Regions from separate parts of the Homo sapiens genome. Here region 1 is linked to region 2. A link is an interaction called in ENCODE POLR2A ChIA-PET data of the cell type or tissue named here. Cell type or tissue: Caco-2. All regions are shown on one strand. Links, peaks and the distances in the headings refer to the core of each region. The heading gives the core; the rest is flanking DNA. Region 1 has its middle 13 kb from the start of CRYBG1. Region 2 holds the start of LINC02532 (long intergenic non-protein coding RNA 2532).

What was found. ChIA-PET counts read pairs that join two places held together with the same protein. Peaks named below come from ENCODE experiments on the same cell type or tissue, not always from the same donor. Only the 100,000 strongest peaks of a DNase experiment are listed, where the experiment ranks them.
Region 1: POLR2A ChIA-PET joins it to region 2 with 5 read pairs; 2 of 35 experiments call an interaction of 5 or more read pairs at or near these places.

The regions. Positions count from the first base shown.
Region 1 is chr6:106,342,822-106,351,710 of GRCh38, forward strand. No RefSeq gene overlaps it. Among named protein-coding and RNA genes, the nearest start is that of CRYBG1, 13 kb to the right of the region's middle. In Caco-2, for the core only: no CTCF peak of the experiment used is centred there; no DNase peak of the experiment used is centred there.
Region 2 is chr6:106,783,293-106,792,181 of GRCh38, forward strand. LINC02532 (long intergenic non-protein coding RNA 2532) reads right to left here and starts at 4,249. Exons shown (of 7, transcript NR_033557.2): 1 at 3,967-4,249. It overlaps MIR587 (microRNA 587), which reads left to right and starts at 833; the gene lies at 833-928. In Caco-2, for the core only: no CTCF peak of the experiment used is centred there; a DNase peak (open chromatin) is centred at 4,417.

The sequences.
Region 1 (8,889 bases), core at 1,952-6,951, 440 kb before region 2:
GGCGGGCGGATCAACTGACGTCAGGAGTTCAAGACCAGCCTGACCAGTATGGTGAAAACCTGCCTCTACTAAAAATACAAAAATTAGCCGGGCATGGCGGCACATGCTGTAATCCCAGCTACTCAGGAGGCTGAGGCAGGAGAATCACTTGAACTCCGGGGGGCTGAGGTTGCAATGACCCAAGATCACACCATTGCACTCCAGCTTGGGCAACAGAGCAAGACTTGGTCTCAAAAAAAAAAAAGAAAAAGAAAAAGAAAAGGAAAATGTAGGGAGAGAGGAGGGGCTGGGAAAGCCAGCTGTCAGTGGAGCAAAGGAGCAGGTGGATAGAAGCCAGTTTAGCCTAAGGTAGGTGCAACAAGAAATTTTTAGATGTCTCAAGCCAAAGTCATCAGTCAGAGGAGTCCCATGGAATAGGACTGCCCTCTAATCTCCAGCATGCTCAGTCCCTGGGCCCTCAATCAATCACTCTCACTCAGTAAAGATCTGTGAAGTGTATTCTCCTGACCACCACCACACTTTAACAAATACGTCTTATTTTAATATATACACATCAGTGTAAACAAAAGTTCAACACAATAAACTGTTCTTTGCCATCATGAAGTTCTGAGGGGCAGTGCATAGCTTTGCGTCTCTTGGCCACGGTTTCAGACCTTTCCTCTTCCCCTCTAGATGTCTCTGTAGTTCCTGATACTCAAATACCAGCTATTTAGGGATTAACAGATAAACCTATTCTTCATGCATTGCTGCTACATTGCTTTTTTGCCTACATGTCTTAATCTGATACTTCATTTAAAAAGCAGGATGTTTTGACCAGGCGTGGCAGCTCATGCCTGTAATCCCAGTACTTTGGGAGGCCAAGGGAGGTGGAACACCTGAGGTCAGGAGTTCAAGACCACTCTGACCAACATGGCAAAACCCTGTCCCCACTAAAAATACAAAAATTTAGCCAGGTGTGGTGGCATGCGCCTGTAGCCACATTTATTTAACCTTCCTAAGCTTTATTCTTCTCACCTATGAAATGGGGTAACAATAGTTGCAACCCTATAGTATTGTTATAGTAATAAATTATACATATGTTATATATACATAACAAATAAACATCTGTTTATATATGTGCTGTATGTTATATGCATATTTATATTTATATATATATACAATATTACACAGTGCCTGGTGTATGGTAAGCACTCAAAAAATTAACCATAATAATAACTATTGGCTGGGTGTGGTGGCTCATGCCTGTAATCCCAACAGTTTGGGAGGCCAAGCATGGAGGATTGCTTGAGCCCAGGACTTCAAGACCAGCCTGGGCAGCACAGGAAGACTATGTCTCTATTAAAAAAAAATAATAATAAATATTAATAACATCATTGTTTTTACCTCCCTGCTATTAGACTTACTCCCCTTTTTCATGTTAATTAATTAATTAATTAAAGCTTTCCTAAAGTATTTCCTGATCTTTAGGAATCTCTCACATAATTGCTAACATTTTTTTGGCACCCACTTTGGGCACCTTTATAGTATTTGAAATTTGACAGCAGGTGGCAGAAAACTCAACCAAAATTAGATTTTTAGTTGTTGTTCACATTACAAGAAGTCTAGGGCTTGGGTAGTGGCCCCATGGTAGCGTCATTGTTCCAAATGCTTCTTTCTTCCTGCCCTGCAATCCTCTGGGCCATAAGATGGGTTTGGCTTCTTTGGCATAACATTCATGTCTCAGGAAGGAAGACGAAAAGAAGACAGAAAGGATGGAGGCCAAGGACTTCCTCCTCTCAAAGGTTTACCATTCCATTCAAGGAAGCAAATCCTCGCCACAGATGTTCACCCACATCTAACTGGTCGTGATTGTGCCAAATGACTACCTCTATCTGGAAAACAAGCTGGGAAATCAAGTACTTTTAGTTAGAGAGTGTTCTCACCTCAAACAGAATCAGGGTAATGTTTTGAAGAAGGGAGAATGAGTATTGGCAACTAGCCATGTCTGGTACATGAGCTCATTTAATTCTATTTTAAAATGACAGTCTGTCCAAGATCCAGTACTATGGACTTGAATCTAGAATTCCATAATTGAGGTAATGGGTACATCAGAGCCAATGTCAATTAAGTAGGAGGAAATAAATTATACTAGTTTTTAAATTGAATTGATTGATTCATTTACGCAAAACCTCTGGATGCTAAATAAATGTAGCAACTGATGGGCTGCATTATCCCATGCATAAATTACCCATAACTAGCCAGTTAAGCAGTGTTTGAAACTGGCTGCTTATTAAGCCACTTTATTATGCCATTACTACAGTATATGAAATTATATTCTATGTTTCTGAGTAGGGAAAAGAACCCACACAGCTCGTTGCTTATGTGTTACCTATTTTCATTCAACAGTCTCAAATCCTTTTTCAGAACAAAGCAAATATGAATAAACAATCTGGTAACATGTAATTCATACAATTTAATAAGCATTGCAAATGAGAAAGGAGAGTGTTATTTTCATTTCTTCATATAATAATTACATCCTCTCTTGCAAAGCCCTCACTCATCTGGAAGAATTATATAATGTTCTCAATTTACCATAGGTAGTCAATGCTTAGCCTGTGTGGTATGTAGATGTATATCTTAGTTTCAGGACAGGACTGCATCCAAGCAATTTGAATGTGTCAGGTATGAGTGTCGTCCTATAGTTATTTAGGCCAAGCTAGGAAGAAGGCGGAGTAATAGTGGACTAAGGTATGGCCAAGACATAAGACAAAAATAAAATTTACTGTTAGTTTTTATGTATTAGATTAGTAAACTAATAACTAATGATAAAAATTTACAGCAGCAACTTCTTTACTTTATCCCTTAATTATTTGATGTTTCTTAGTCTTAGGTGTCGAACTAGATTTTAACCTCCTGAAGAATGTTTCTGGTCCCACATAAAGCACTTAACACTACCTTGGGCAATGCTTATTGATTAACTGAAAGATGTATTTATTAAAATTTTCAGTGTTAACTCCTAATTGCCAGTAAATTCTCTTTCCTTTTTCTCTTGAAAAAGTAGTAATCAGCCAAGTTCTTTTTTTTTTTCCTTTGAGACTGTGTCTTGCTCTGTTACCTAGGATGGAGTACACTGGCACACTCACGGCTCACTGCAGCCTCAACCTCCTGGGCTCGGGCGATGCTCCCACCTCAGCCTCCCGGGTAGCTGTGACTACAGGCACACACAACCATGCCTGGCTAATTTTTGTAGTTTTTGTAGAGATAGGGTTTCACCATGTTGCCCAGGCTGGTCTTGAACTCCTAACCTCAAGGGATCCACCCGCCTCAGCCTCCCAAAGTGCCGGGATTACACACCGAGCCCGGCTGTAAATTCTCTATAGCTCATGCGAATCCCTGAATTAAGGCCTTGAATGAACTTTAGGATATAAAGTTAGGATGATATCCTTTAAAGTTAGATGACTTTTTAATTTTTTGCGAGTACACGGTAGGTGTATATATTCATGAGTTATATGAGATATTTTGATAAAGGCATGCAATGCATAATAATCACCTCAAGGTAAATGTGGTATCTATCCCTTCAAGCATTTATCCTTTGTGTTATGAACAATCCAATTATACTTTTAGTTATTTTAAAAGGTACAATTAAATTATTATTTACTATAGTCACCCTGCTGTGCTAGCAAATACTAGGTCTTATTCATTCTTTCTAACTACTTTTGTACCCATTAACCATTCCCACTTCCGCCTCACCGCAACCCCACTACCTATCCCAGCCTTTGGTAACCATCCTTCTACTCTCTATCTCCATGGGTCCAGTTGTCTTTTTAGCTCCCACAAATCGGTGAGAACACGTGATGTTTGTCTTACTGTGGCTGGTTTATTTCACTCAACATAGTGACCTCTGTTTCCATCCATGTTGCAATTGACATGATCTCATTCTGTTTTATGACTGAATAGTACTCCATTATGTACATGTACCACATTTTCTTTATCCACTCATCTGTTGATGGATACTTAGGTTGCTTCTAAATCTTGGTTATTGTGAATAGTACTGCAATAAACATGGGAGTGCAGATATGTCTTTGATATACTGATTTCCTTTCTTTTGGATATATACCTAGGAGTGGGACCGCTGTATCCTATGGTAGCTTTATTTTTAGTTTTTTGAGGATAGGTGACTTATTTTTAAGCAAGCATAATTAAACATAAAATATGTTGTCCTTCAAAGTTGAAGCTCCAGGAGATCACATGCTTGTTGAACAATAATGTAATTACTCAAGGCATCGACAAAACTTTTTGCAATTGCTTTTAAAGCCAGTTAAAGAAATACACAAATGAAACTATTCACATTACTTTATAAATTCAGCTAATTATTCCCCCCACAGAAAAAAAATATGTATGGTGGATCATCTACTTTATTTACTGTATTTGTCTTTAGATCACTCTTGCTTTGCTAAAAAAAAAAAAATTGCTACTGAAGGAAAAATTTCCAACTATTAAATAAACTAAAATAAATATGATATAGGATTTTTCTAATACATTGGCTCCATCTTGAGAAATCCTAAACTATGTACACAGGCCTTATTTACATAGTGAGGACTGTCTATAATTAGCTCATAAATCACTCTCTCTAGGCAGTCTTGTTTGCTAAAGCATTAATATTAATAACACAAAGAAATGATAAGAATGATAAGAAGAAAAATTTTAGCATGTGTCTCCTGGGACTCAGAATTGGCTAATGGCAATGATGTTTGTAAAAATATCATCACCAGGGGCCATAGAGGTTTAACCGAATGTAGATAGGAGAATAACTAAATTATGTAGCTATAAGCAAACATCTAGGTAAAACGATGCGTATTGAACACACATGATTAGCTCAAAGCAATCTATTTGGCTTTAGATTGTGCAATGGAAATGTCTTTCCACTCAGTGTTAAAAACTTCTTTGATAAAATACATGTTTTTAGGGTTGTTAACATAGATTTCTAAAACAGACTAGGTTTTTGAAATTAACTAGAATAATTCGTTGTTTCCTACAGCTTGAACCAGCAGAGAAGCTCACTTTGTGCAAAGATAACATGACCTCTGTAAGGCTGCCTGTCTGGCTTCTGCTGCTTTTTCAGCAACAGTCGGTAGAGAGGTTTCTGGAAATCGGGAAGACCAAATCAGAACCAGGGGCCAACTAAGGCTACCATCATGGCAGAACTCTAAACAAAACAGTAACTACAAAAGACTTTGTTTTATCTGTGAAACTCAATGGTAAGCTACTTGAGGATGGTGACCACCTAGGTCTGACATGTCAGGCAGCTGCTAATTCCCACATCTTATCCTTGGACATTTCTACAGTCAAGCGACTAATGGGTTTCTTGGTTGTGAAGTAAAGTTAAAATTCTCGAGCTTTTGAAATATTCACTACCATATCAATCAACTAAAATTTTACTTGGCTTTAATGTTGTGTAACATAGAGAGGGTACACTTCTAATATGACATATAATCTATCTTGTAATTCATTTACCTTATTCTATTTTTGAAAAATTCATTTTAATTTTCTCCTGTTGTCACAACTCCCTAACCATCTCAATGTGTAACAAAATGGGAAATGCAATTCTGAACATATGAAATACAGTACTACAAAATACTATTGGCATGGTGAAGTACTTAGATCATAGGATTTGGAGTCCAAGCTCTGCCATTTACTATGCAACAACCCTCAATAGATCCCTGAACTGCTCTTAGCCTCAGTTTTTCCTCTCCAAAACATGGAAATAATAAATAGTAATGTCTACTAAGGTAATTAGGAGGACTAAATAGTGTATATAAAGGAGTATAGGCTGGATGCAGTGGCTCACACCTGTAATCCCAGCACTTTGGGAGACCAAGGTGGGTGGATCACGAGGTCAGAAGATTGAGACTATCCTGGCCAACGTGGTGAAACCCCGTCTCTACAAATAATACAAAAAAAATTAGCTGTGCGTGATGACACCTGCCTGTAATCCCAGCTACTCAGGAGGCTAAGGCAGGAGAATGGCTTGAACCAGGGAGTCAGAGGTTACAGTGAGCAGAGATCGCACGACTGCACTCCAGCCTGGTGACAGAGCAAGACTCTATCTCAAAAAAAAAAAAAAAAGAGCATAAGAGAATTTGCAGGGAGGGGTAATGGAAATGTTTTATATTGTGACGGTAGTTACGTGTACTTATTAAACTGCACAGAACTACATACTAAAAAGTATGAGTTTCACTGAAAGTCACATGTACCTCAATAAATCTGACTTTAAAAAATAAAATTTAAAAATGCATGTAAAGTACTTAGTACAGGTTTGACACTAAGTGCATAATGAATAATATGATAGTGATATGTGGCTGTATTAATATTATGAAAAACTAATTTCTCTATTGTCACAGTAATAGTTCCCCCTATAGTTACTAAATTTCTACAGTTCGATGCAGTGAATTGAAGATCAAATCCAGTATTCCCTATATTACTCTTCTGTTTCTAAAATGTAGAAGAAAAGTGCAAAAGGAACAGTCAAAGCGTAGTTCTAGCTATGGTGTGAAATATTCCTTTACTTAATAAGGATCTATTTTACTCCCATTGAAGGCCCAATTCTATGAGATGCAGAGATATATAAAGTAGATACAGGCATTTCCCCAACTTAAACACTTTATCCATTCATTAACTCCACGAACATTTATTAGACACCTATTATGTGCCAAGCACTTGTTAGGTTCTGAGAATACATTTGGGGTTAGGGAAAAACAATCTCTGCTCTTTTTTTAAAAACAAAACAAAACAAAACAAAAACGAGTTCTGAGGCATTTGCTTCTATTTATATATTTATTTACTTTAACTTTTATTTTAGGTTTGGGGATGCATATGAAGGTTTGTTACATAGGTAAACACATGTCACGGGGGTTTGTTGTACATACTATTTCATCACTCAGGTATTAAGCCCAGTACACAATAGTTGTCTTTTCTGCTCCTCCTCCTTCTCCCACCCTCCCACTTAAGTAGACCCCAGTGTCTGTCGTTTCCTTTGGTTTTCTTGAGACGGAGTCTCACTCTGTCACCCAGGCTGTAGCACAGTGGTGCGATCTCGGCTACTGCAAATTCTGCCACCTGGTTCAAGTGATTCTCCTGCCTCAGCCTTCCATATAGCTGGGATTACAGGCGTGTGCCACCATGCCTGGCTAATTTTTGTATTTTTAGTAGAGATGGGGTTTCACCATATTGGCCAAGCTGGTCTTGAACTCCTGACCTCAAGTGATCCGCCCACCTCAGACTCCCAAAGTGCTGGGATTACAGGTGTGAGTCACCCCGCCTGGCCTGTTTTCTTCTTTGTGTTCATAAGTTCTTAACATTTAGCTCCCCAAACTTATGAAGATGAGTTTTAATCCAAGAATTACATAAATAAATATTAAAAGTAACAAAAAATAAGTACAGATAGATTCCTGACTTGGAAACATTCACACAAAAGAATGGCTGACCTGAAATTCCAGAGAGATGAGAGTAAGCCAAGCATTTTCCTTTTGTTGTGCAGATAAGAAGGTAAAAAATATAGAGCTGGCCCTCCATATCCATGGGTGCCACATCTGTGGATTCAACCAGCCACAGATAAAAAAGTATTTGAAAAAAAAAATGAATGCACTTGTACTGAACATGTACAAACTTTTTATTGCCATTAGTTCCTAAATGATGCAGCATAACAACTATTTACATAACTTTTACATTGTATTAGGTAATATAAATAATCTAGAGATAATTTAAAGTATACAGGAGGATGTGCATAGGTTATATGCAAACACTACACCATTTTATAACAGAGGCTTGAGCATCTGTGGATTTCGGCATCTGAAGGGGTATCCCCACAAATACCAAAGGACAACTGTAATCTTAAAGATAGGGAGCTTCCTTCTGGGAGAGATTTTCAATTTTGAGTTCAAAGCATGTGATCTATGGGCAATTGGGAATATTTGAATATGGGCTTTATGTTAGATGATGGCACTGTATCAACACTGAGTTTTCTGAGTGTGGTAATTGTTTTATGTTTGCATAGGAGATTATTCTTGTACTTGAGTGGACCCATATTGAGATATTTATGAGTGAAGTGTCCTGATGTCAGCATATTACTTTCAGGTAATTCAGCAAAACTAATGCTGAGTTGGAGAGAGAGAGGATTTAACATTAAAGTGGCAAGATTTTAACAACTGATGAGTTGGAGTGACACATATCTGGGTGATCATTGTAGTAATTCTCTTTCTCTCGTTTTGTATCCTTCCATTTCCCACTTCCCTTCCTTTGCTAGTGTTGTTACTTATTTTACTTTTATACATAATTCTCTCAATGTGCTAAACAGTCAATTATCTTTTTAAAAAATTTGCAAATTAGAAAAAAGTCCTTTGTAGCCACCCATATACATCTGCTCCTCAACTTATCATGGAGTAATGTCCTGACAAACCCATCGTAAGTCAAAAAAGCATTTAAGGCACATTATCTACTGAACATCATAGCTTAGTTTAGCCTACCTTAAAAGTGCTCAGAACACTTACATTAGCCTACAGTTGGGCAAAAATCATCTAACAAAAAGCCTATTTTATAATAAAATGTTGAATATCTCATGTAATTTATTGAAAACTATACTGAAAGTGAAAAACAGAATGGTTTTATGGGTTCTTGAAGTGTGGTTTCTGCTGAATGCCTATCACTTTTGCACCATTGTAAAGCTAAAAACAGTAAATTGAATCATCATAAATCAGGGACCATCTGCTTTTGCCGTTTGCGGCACTTTTCATTTTTTCATGTAGGCCCAAGTTTTTGACATCACTTTCCTTTGCCAGAAGCACTTCCTTTAATAAAGTGCCAGGTAGGCTGGCGCGGTGGCTCACACCTGTAATCCCAGCATTTTGAGAGGCT
Region 2 (8,889 bases), core at 2,282-7,281:
CCATTTAATTCACACTCATCATTTTAGACAGATGAAACTGAGAAAGAAAGACGGAAGAGATTTGTACAAATTCACGGGTAAATCCTCAGCAAAGTTGAGTCTAGAATCTGGCAGACACTCAGACCCTCCTCCTCCCTTTCCCTGCTGCCTCCATGGAAAACTTGGTAGTTTTCCTGGCTTGTTGTGGTTTTCTGAAAGCCCTTGGATTATCAGAGCTCACATTCACCTAGGCTTATTTCCTCAACTCACCAGCTGGGGCTGAATGAGGCTCAAAGACCAGTGGGAAGAGAGTGCTTGCTGAAGGGTGCATGGTAGACTGAGAGAGAGGAACTATGAATTAGATTCATGACTTTACACTACCTACTTGAGAACTTCATTTTCAAATGTGCAAGGAGAAACAGACGCTCTTACTACACCCAACTAATCATTCAGCATGTGTCAGGTCCAGTGAGGAGGTGAACAGATGCAAACAGAACTCTTGGGGCATGCTTGATTCTGCATCAGTAAGCCATGATCTCACCATAAAAAATATCAGTCACCTCCTGTGGTTGGACACAAGTAGAGACTGTAGGTCCCCACCCTGATTAGCTTGCTACCAAGTGGAGCTGTTGCAATAAATGCAAGTCTCAGCTCAGACCACATTTCATCAAATGCAGGGATCTTTGTTAGATACCAGATTATATTAATCTTTTAAAACCTTGCTAAGAGGAGAGGTCTCTCTCTCTCTCTCTCTCTATCTCTCTCCTTGCAACCTCCGGCTCCCCCCAAAAAAAACAGCAGAAATACCCAGGCAAGAGAGAGTTGCTGTCCTTTAAAAGGTCTCTTTCTGCCCCTCCTATGCACCCTCTTTCCATAGGTGATGAGTCACAGGGCTCAGGGAATGTGTCTGCACCTGTGACTCATCACCAGTGGAAAGCCCATCCCATATCCCACCTAAACCACTCTTTGGTGCCCAGGATCCCAAGGGCCCTGAACTCACTTCAGGCCTCTTCAGGGGGTCTGAGTCCTGAGGATCATCTGTCTCATGGCTGTCCTCATCCCTAGGCCACCAGGCAGCCATTTATAAAGAATGGGCTATGCAGACTGGGGTGTCTTTAATATGGGATGAGGGATGGAGCTGGGAGCAGACAGAGAACGGAGACACTGGGACAAGCAGATGGAACTCTGAGTTGAAGAATTCTATATCCAAACTTGATATTCTAGGTCCCTCTGAATATATATTTTTCAAGGCAAGAGGATAGAGTATGTTCTATATTATGGTTTCTTAGCTGGATTTATAGCTTTTAGATGTTTAAACATATGCTATGTGGGTCTCCATTTGCACTCTTGCCCCAGCCTGCAAATGTTGGAGACAAGTTTTTGAAGCAAACGCAAAGACTGGTTTCCTATGGTTAGATGGTGGGGGGCAAGGGGAGAGTGGTCTTATCCTTGGAGATGTCACACCAGTGGGCTCTAGACTCCCAGCCCTACACAGATGGCATAATTATTGGGCTTGATCATTTTTATCCCTTATTCACACAAGACAATTAGTCCCATTAGATTACTCCTAACCAAACAAAAAAAAATCTGCTGGTTTGCCAAATCAACAATTACTTTTAACACTTTTGTGTGCAAATAAAGGAAACTCAGTTGTTGACACAGACTAGAGTTCACTTTTTTGTGTTATCCATTAATTAATCAACCCTAAAGAGTAAAAGCAGATTAGGATTAATTGGTTTACACACATATTCCATTACTTATACTACAGTATTTAAAAATAATGACCACAAGGCCGGGTGCAGTGGCTCATGCCTATAATCCCAGCACTTTGGGAGGCTGAGGTGGGCAGATCACTTGAGATTGGGAGTTCGAGACCAGCCTGACCAACATGGAGAAACCTCGTCTCTACTAAAAATACAAAATTGGCGGGGCGTGGTGGCGCATGCCTGTAATCCCAGGTACTCAGGAGGCTGAGGCAGATGAATTGCTTGAACCCAGGAGGCAGCGGTTGCGATGAACTGAGATCGCACCATTGCACTCTAGCCTGGGCCAACAAAAGCGAAACTCCATCTCAAAAAAAAAAAAATAATAATAATAATAATAATAGTAATAATGACCACAAATACAGCATAGCAGCCAGCCTGCCAGAGTCCCCCTTTTGTTTCTAAACTGGATACACCTACGTGGGGTGGTGGCTGTGGGCAGCAGCTCTCAGGATGAGGAATCTACAAGACTCCAGAAGCCCAGAACAAAGGCTCCTCTCCCCTCCAGAAAGGGCATGCCAGCCCCTAGGATGATGTATATCACCGTTTCAGACAATCCTTCTTTAACCCAATAAACCACATCCCCTAGGCCTATGCCCCAGGTTTGGGGTTCTAAGAGACTTACTGCACAATGTTTACGTAAAATCATTCTTCTTTTCTGTGCTGGTGCTCCATATTAAGCAACTTCCCTTTATCTGCACTTATGTTACAGGACCTAAGAATTTTCTACTTACATCCACTTAGGGGCTTTCCATGGGCAAATCTGGCCATGACCCATCACATGCTGTTTTTCCAGCTCTTTGCTGTGTTTACTTTTCATGTAAACTTGGGTTATTCCAATAATTGTTTTTCGGTAATTTGGAGAGTTACAGGAATGCAACATTGAGCCCAAGAGGCAAGATCAAAACTAAAATTTGTGACATTAAATATCCAAGAGTTCTATCCAAAATCTTCTAGAAAGTTAATGAGAACCCCAGGCAAATCAACTGGAAGAAAAATATTTACCATTTAGCACTAGACAGTTGCAGGTACAAATCTTAGTCTACAGAAATGTCGACAAGCTAATCAGTGGGTTCCATTCCCATTCACCCAGGACACACAATACCACATTCAAGAATTCCCTAATGAATATACAGTTCTTACTTTCTCTGTGACCCACCTCCCCCACACCAAGTCCCCAGATACTGGAGACAGGGAGCTTCAAGTGGAGCACCACATATTCTCCTAAATCTCTTGTATAAGTCAGAGTCCTTCCTTTACACACAAGGGCTTTAAAAACTCAAAAGCCAGGAAAATGGGCTTCTATATCTCTGTCCCCTGTTGACTATCCCTTCACTAAGACAATGAGGACAGAGTAACCTTGCTCAAAAAAGCAAGAAGTACTTTGGGAGGCCGAGGCGGGGGGATCACCTGAGGTCAGGGATTCGAGACCAGCCTGGAGAACATGGCAAAACCCTGTCTCTACTAAAAATACAAACATTAGCTGGGTGTGGTGGCACATGCCTGTAACCCCAAATACTTGGGAGGCTGAGGCAAGAGAATCACTTGAACCTGGGAGATGGAGGTTGCAGTGAGTGGAGACCATGCCACTGCACTCCAGCCTGGGCAACAGAGTGAGACTCTGCCTCAAAATAAATAAATAAATAAATAATAAAAACAAGAAGAGAAGTAGGTGAGAGGGTTAAGAAAGAAATACAGGAGGAAAAAAACTATATAATACTTCAAAATTAATATCCAACCATAATACTAACAGTTTTGAATATATTTCCATATAGCCTGTTGATAAAAAAAATCTTTCTTTAAAATATAGATATGATTACAAGCCTCCAACAGTTTCATGTTCCCCACAAAGGAAGTATTAGAAAGATCCTCCTACATTTGGAAAATGAAGTGCTGGCACCACTGAGATATTTGTCTGGGAGACCTACTATTTGCATGGGCAGAGAAAACATTCACATGGAATATTCAACCACAAAAGCATCAGATCCTGGGAACAAAACTAACAATTTCCCAAACACTTCCAAAACATAGCTCTGACCTCTACTCCATCAAAAATTCTGATTTAATTTGAGGAGATTCTGCTCTATTTCTTAAATCAAATGTCCCTATCTCTCTTGCACCGTGAATGCTCTGAATCGACCAGTAAGACAAGAACAACATTAAAACCAACAGTGAGGGCAGTTTCAGCATCATCTTGCTCTCCTCCAAGACTTCCCCTGGTTACCTTGCTCCTTTCTCCCTGCCAGACCTTGAGTTCTCTTTTCCAAAACATGGCTTGAGCACCTCCTTGAAGAAGTCTTCCTCATGTCTCTTATCTTGTTCTAATCATCCCATGGCTAGCGTAAGTAGCACAGATCCCATCTGCATTCCAGCTATATGTGTTCCTGTTGTTTCTTCCTGTCTTCTCATTAGCCTATAAGCTCTATTGTACAAGGTCTACACACTCACATCCACTGTAGTACCCATAACCATGTTGCACAATATTCTGCATACAGAGGGAACTTAATAATTTTTGCAGTTTGACTTTTGGGTCTCTATTCTGGCTCCTGGGTAATCATTTATCAGCAAACAAATTAGTTATCAGTGAAACAGCCATGGTTTCCAGAGTTAATCATTTGTATTTCCACTGCTGGAAAAAACAACACATACCACTTTCCTTGCAGAGAGGCATGCGGTCAGAACGTCACTGGCAGATCTCGCCTGAGAGTTTTGACGCTTGTAACTCTGCCCTGGAAAGGTGAATCAACTTTTATTTTGATTCATGTGTTTTTCCAGGTTCCTTTAGCCTAAATGCATAAAAGTCAGAGAAAGTCATCACCATAATACTGATAACAACAATGACAAAGATATACACATACAGTCAGTGGCTGAACACCCACCAGCAAGATTGCTGGAAACCAAGCCGCACCACACCTGCCGGAGCATCCAGGACCATCTACTCAGTGCAGGCTCAGCAGCCATGCCTACCTTTGTCCATCCCAGGTATGGCTCCCCCAGGTGCCAGGGCTACTTCTCTCTCTTCTAGTGGCTGCTCTTCCTGCTGGCACGCAGCACCTGCCTCCCAGCTCTAAGCCTGTGGGGCAGCCAGGAGAGTCTTGCCTCTGGCCTCCGTTGGTCCCATACTTCCTGGCGAGTGGCTTTGCACGGCAGCCCAGCCCTGGGGAACTTTTCAAGGGAGAGGGCTTCTTTCCCTCCCTAACTCCCCTACCCTCACCCAACCCCACTCCATACTGGCCCTTTACCATCGCCAGTTGTTGCCTTGCCAGGTACTGTGGAACACCTACATCTTTCCCTATCACAGGGCTTGGACACACAGGCGTTGGAGTCAGATACGCTGTGTTTCAATTTTCAACCCCCTACACCAATTGCTTCTCTTTTCTGAACCTCAATTTTGTCATCCACAAAATAGAGATAGTATAATAATACCTGCCTTATGGTGGTGTTGTTAGAATTAAGCAGTAACGTCACTCGTAATGATAACAGCTGTACTGACCAAGGGACTTGTACGTGCTGGGTGCCATGCAGTGTTTTGTACCTCTTCTTGGAGCCCAGCATGGCGTCTAGCCCAGAACAAGTAGTCTGCAGCTTCCTTCCCCCTCTTCTTCTTTCTTTTCTCCTCCCTCCTTCATTCCCTAAATCAAATAGGACCTGGGGGTGCAGCATCTGGTCCCTTATGGGGGCTTTTTCCTCTCTGCAGCATCTTCCCTTCTTCTACAGGCCATCTGAGAGAACCCAGACCCCTACCCCCAGACTCTCCGCCCACTAGAAACAGGAGCCTTTTCACTCTCCTGCCCAAGTCCCCCACCTAACAGGGTAGCTCCATTTCTGTTTCCAGCCAGGTTTCCAAGCTCCATCCCCATGTTGGGGCTCTGCACCTGGTGTTCTGTTGCTCCAGGGAACACAGATGGCCAATAGCTAGAGATAAGGTCAGCTCTGTGTCCTCCTGGACCACAGAATGTGCCCCTAAGAGCCCTTTCCTTCCACTTCAGCACACAGGCAGGCCATTTGCACCAGGAATGCTGCAAAACACTGACTGGACACAGATAATCAATGCTTAAGCATAATGGTCTCCAACGGAGCAGGAGAAGGTCAGGAACCAGCAGGGCATAGCCATCCCCCTATCCTGGGGGAGGCAGTCAAGAGGAAGGGCCCCTGGGGAAAGAGGGAGCTGCACCTCGCATCAGGGGAGGGGGTGAGTGGAACACCAAGATTTACTGGACTTCAGGGGCCATCCTATTGTGGGCTAGCCTCTGAAGAACCTTTAGTAGATTTTGCCACACTTGGCCCTGGCTCTGGTGCACATGCCTCCATTGCCTCAGCAAGGCTGCTGAGCTCTCCCTCTCCCTCTGTTCCATTCTTGCTTACATAAGGCCCTGAACAGCATCTCTTTGTATTTATTCATATGCACCAAATCTCATCCACAACACACTTCAATAGTCATAGACACTTTAAATCCTACTGTTAAAATCCATTTCCTTGCTTCTATGCCATTCCATTCCTTCCACTCCCTCCCAGTTGTTCTCAAAGGAAACCATGCATCAAACATTTGAGCCTCCCTCATCAGTTCTTACTCCAAGTCTCCAGGGCCATGTGACTGTCTATGATCTAATTTCCTGTGGGGTCAATATACAATTCAAACACTTCATCAACAGACCACAGCAACTGTGGCCTCCACTTTCTACCTTCTTGTCCTGGGCAGGGCTAGGCCTGGTCACTTTCAGGACACTGAGACTCTTTCCTGCCGTCTACATCAAAAAAAGGGACCACCCGCAGCAGAGGCAAAGACTTCAAGAATGTGCCCTGATGGACAGTACTTACCTCCCTCTGTCCAGGAGGACAGGAACAGCAGAAACTCTCACTATCTAACAAGAGGAGAAACAAGGTTGGATGTCTCCAGAAGTTGTGAAAGTCAGAGAAATCATACGAATAAACAGACACTAAGCTCTGGTGCAGTCTAAGTGATTTATGTTCACTGTATCTTTACAATAATCCTGGGGTTTAAGTACTGTTACTCTCCACTTCCAAAGTAGACAAGTAAATAGCAGACAAGTAAATGGAGGCTCACCATGGCTCTATAACTGTCCCATGGTCACACAGGCCAAAGCACAGAGGAAAATGACGGATGCATCCCTCCCCTTTTGCTTTAGGAAGGGTGGTCCCCAGGACCTGGTCTGGAAGACAGAAAAAAAATTAAAAAGAGCTGGACTACTCAGCATAATAAAATGATGGAGGGTTGCCAAATTGGCCCTAGCACTTGAAGAAAGAGGATGGTTATTGAAGAGAGAAGGGGCTTTCCAGAGAAAAAGGAAGGAGGTTTTGGTACTTAAAACAACCTGTTAGAAATTTGTAAGAGTTTGTCTAGTGTGACTTGGCATGTTTTTGTGCTGCATTAGGTAGAACTGTAATTTTCTTCTGCTACCCCAAATCTTCAGTGAAAGTCAGCCAAATGTGCCAGCACTACCCACCATAACATTTGTGAACAGATGTAGGTGTTGCTTGGAGAATAAAAGGAGGGAGCAAAGTCCGGCACGGAGGAAGCAGTGTGGAGAGAGGACAGTGGCTTTGATGGGCAAACACTGGGCCCAAGACCACACTGGGCAACCGAGAATTGGGTCTGAGCAGGAATGGGAGGGAAAGGCAGGCTCTGCAAATGCGAAGGCCCTGGGGAATCTTTGAAAATGCTGAGGGGAAATGCGATTCCCCATGTAATTTCGGATGGAGGCTTGAGCCATTCGATGTGGATATTAAAGAAAGTGTGACTTCCAGGAGGCTGAAGGTTTGGAACCCTTTGTTATACCTCTTGCAATTCTATCAACAACCCATGAGATAAAACTTATTTTCCCCTTTGTACAGATGAGAAAGCCCAAGTCATTTAAGAGGTGGATGTAGCCTGGAACCAAAAGACAGGGCCGTGACAGATCGTGTCTGTCCAGTCTGCTCTGAGAACTGCCCCACTGTGGAGCACTTCACCCGGCCAGCAAGCTCCACTCACTCCCGCACAGAACTGCTCAGAAGTCCTTCGTGCTGAATTTTGTATTCCACCCTATCCCCCATGTCACTGCAATCTAAACCTTTTCCTTGAGGACTTCAATGTTAGAAGTCCGGGCTCTGACTCAGACAGCCTAGTTGAGTGACCTTCACATGACTTGGACTCAATTTCCTTGTCTATAAAAATAGGTAATACCAACATCTATTTCATAAGAGTGTCGTAAGGATTAAACAGGAAAAAAAAGTGAAGGACCTAACGTATTGTTAGCTTTCAGTAAATATTAATAGAATTAATATTTTTAGTTATTAATTAAATTATTAACTAATTAAAATAATAATTACTATTATTGTTTTTCCTTGACTTAATGTCCTGTGTACTTTTAGTTTCCCTCAATGCTAACATCCAGTACAAAATCAGAACATTGATACTGGTGCAACCCACAGAGTTCATCAGTTTTGCATGCTGTCATTTGTGTGTGTGTTTGTGTGTGTGTGTCCCTGTACCATTTTATCGCCTGTGTAGATGCGTGTGACCACCACCACAATCACGATACAGAACGGTTCCATCAGCACCGAGGTCCTTGTGCTTCCTCACCTCCCTTCTTGCCCCTCCTTTATCCTTGCCCCCCGGTTATTTTTAGTCCCCACGAAGTGTCTCAGAGAAATCTCAGACATGTTTTCCCACTCCAGCCTGTTTGACGTTGTTGCTTCCTGCAAGCCACCAGGGAGGCCAGGGGCTGCCCCTTTGTCATCAATCTCCTAAAGGCCTGTGCCCTCCTGCCCAGGATACTACCTCCACGTTCCCGCGAAGCTGAGACACGTCAGGTATGCCAAATGGAGCTACAGTGTGTGTCAATTACACAGGATGTTCTGTAAGAAATGGGGAGACTGCCCATTCCCCAGCTCTATGTTGCATTTGGCCACATGAGACCCAAAGCAGATTGCATCTGCCCAAACCATACATCCCCTACCCGTTCTGACTGCAGTTGCCTTGTTTTCGAAGGTCAGATCCAAACCCTGGGACTGGGCTGGGCAGACATTGTCTTTCCTCCTAATCTCTAAACCTGTGTCCCCCTGGGGCCTCTGTTCAAAGCTTCTTTTTTTTTTTTTTTTTTTTTTTGAGATGGAGTCCTGCTCTGTCACCCAGGCTGGAGTGCAG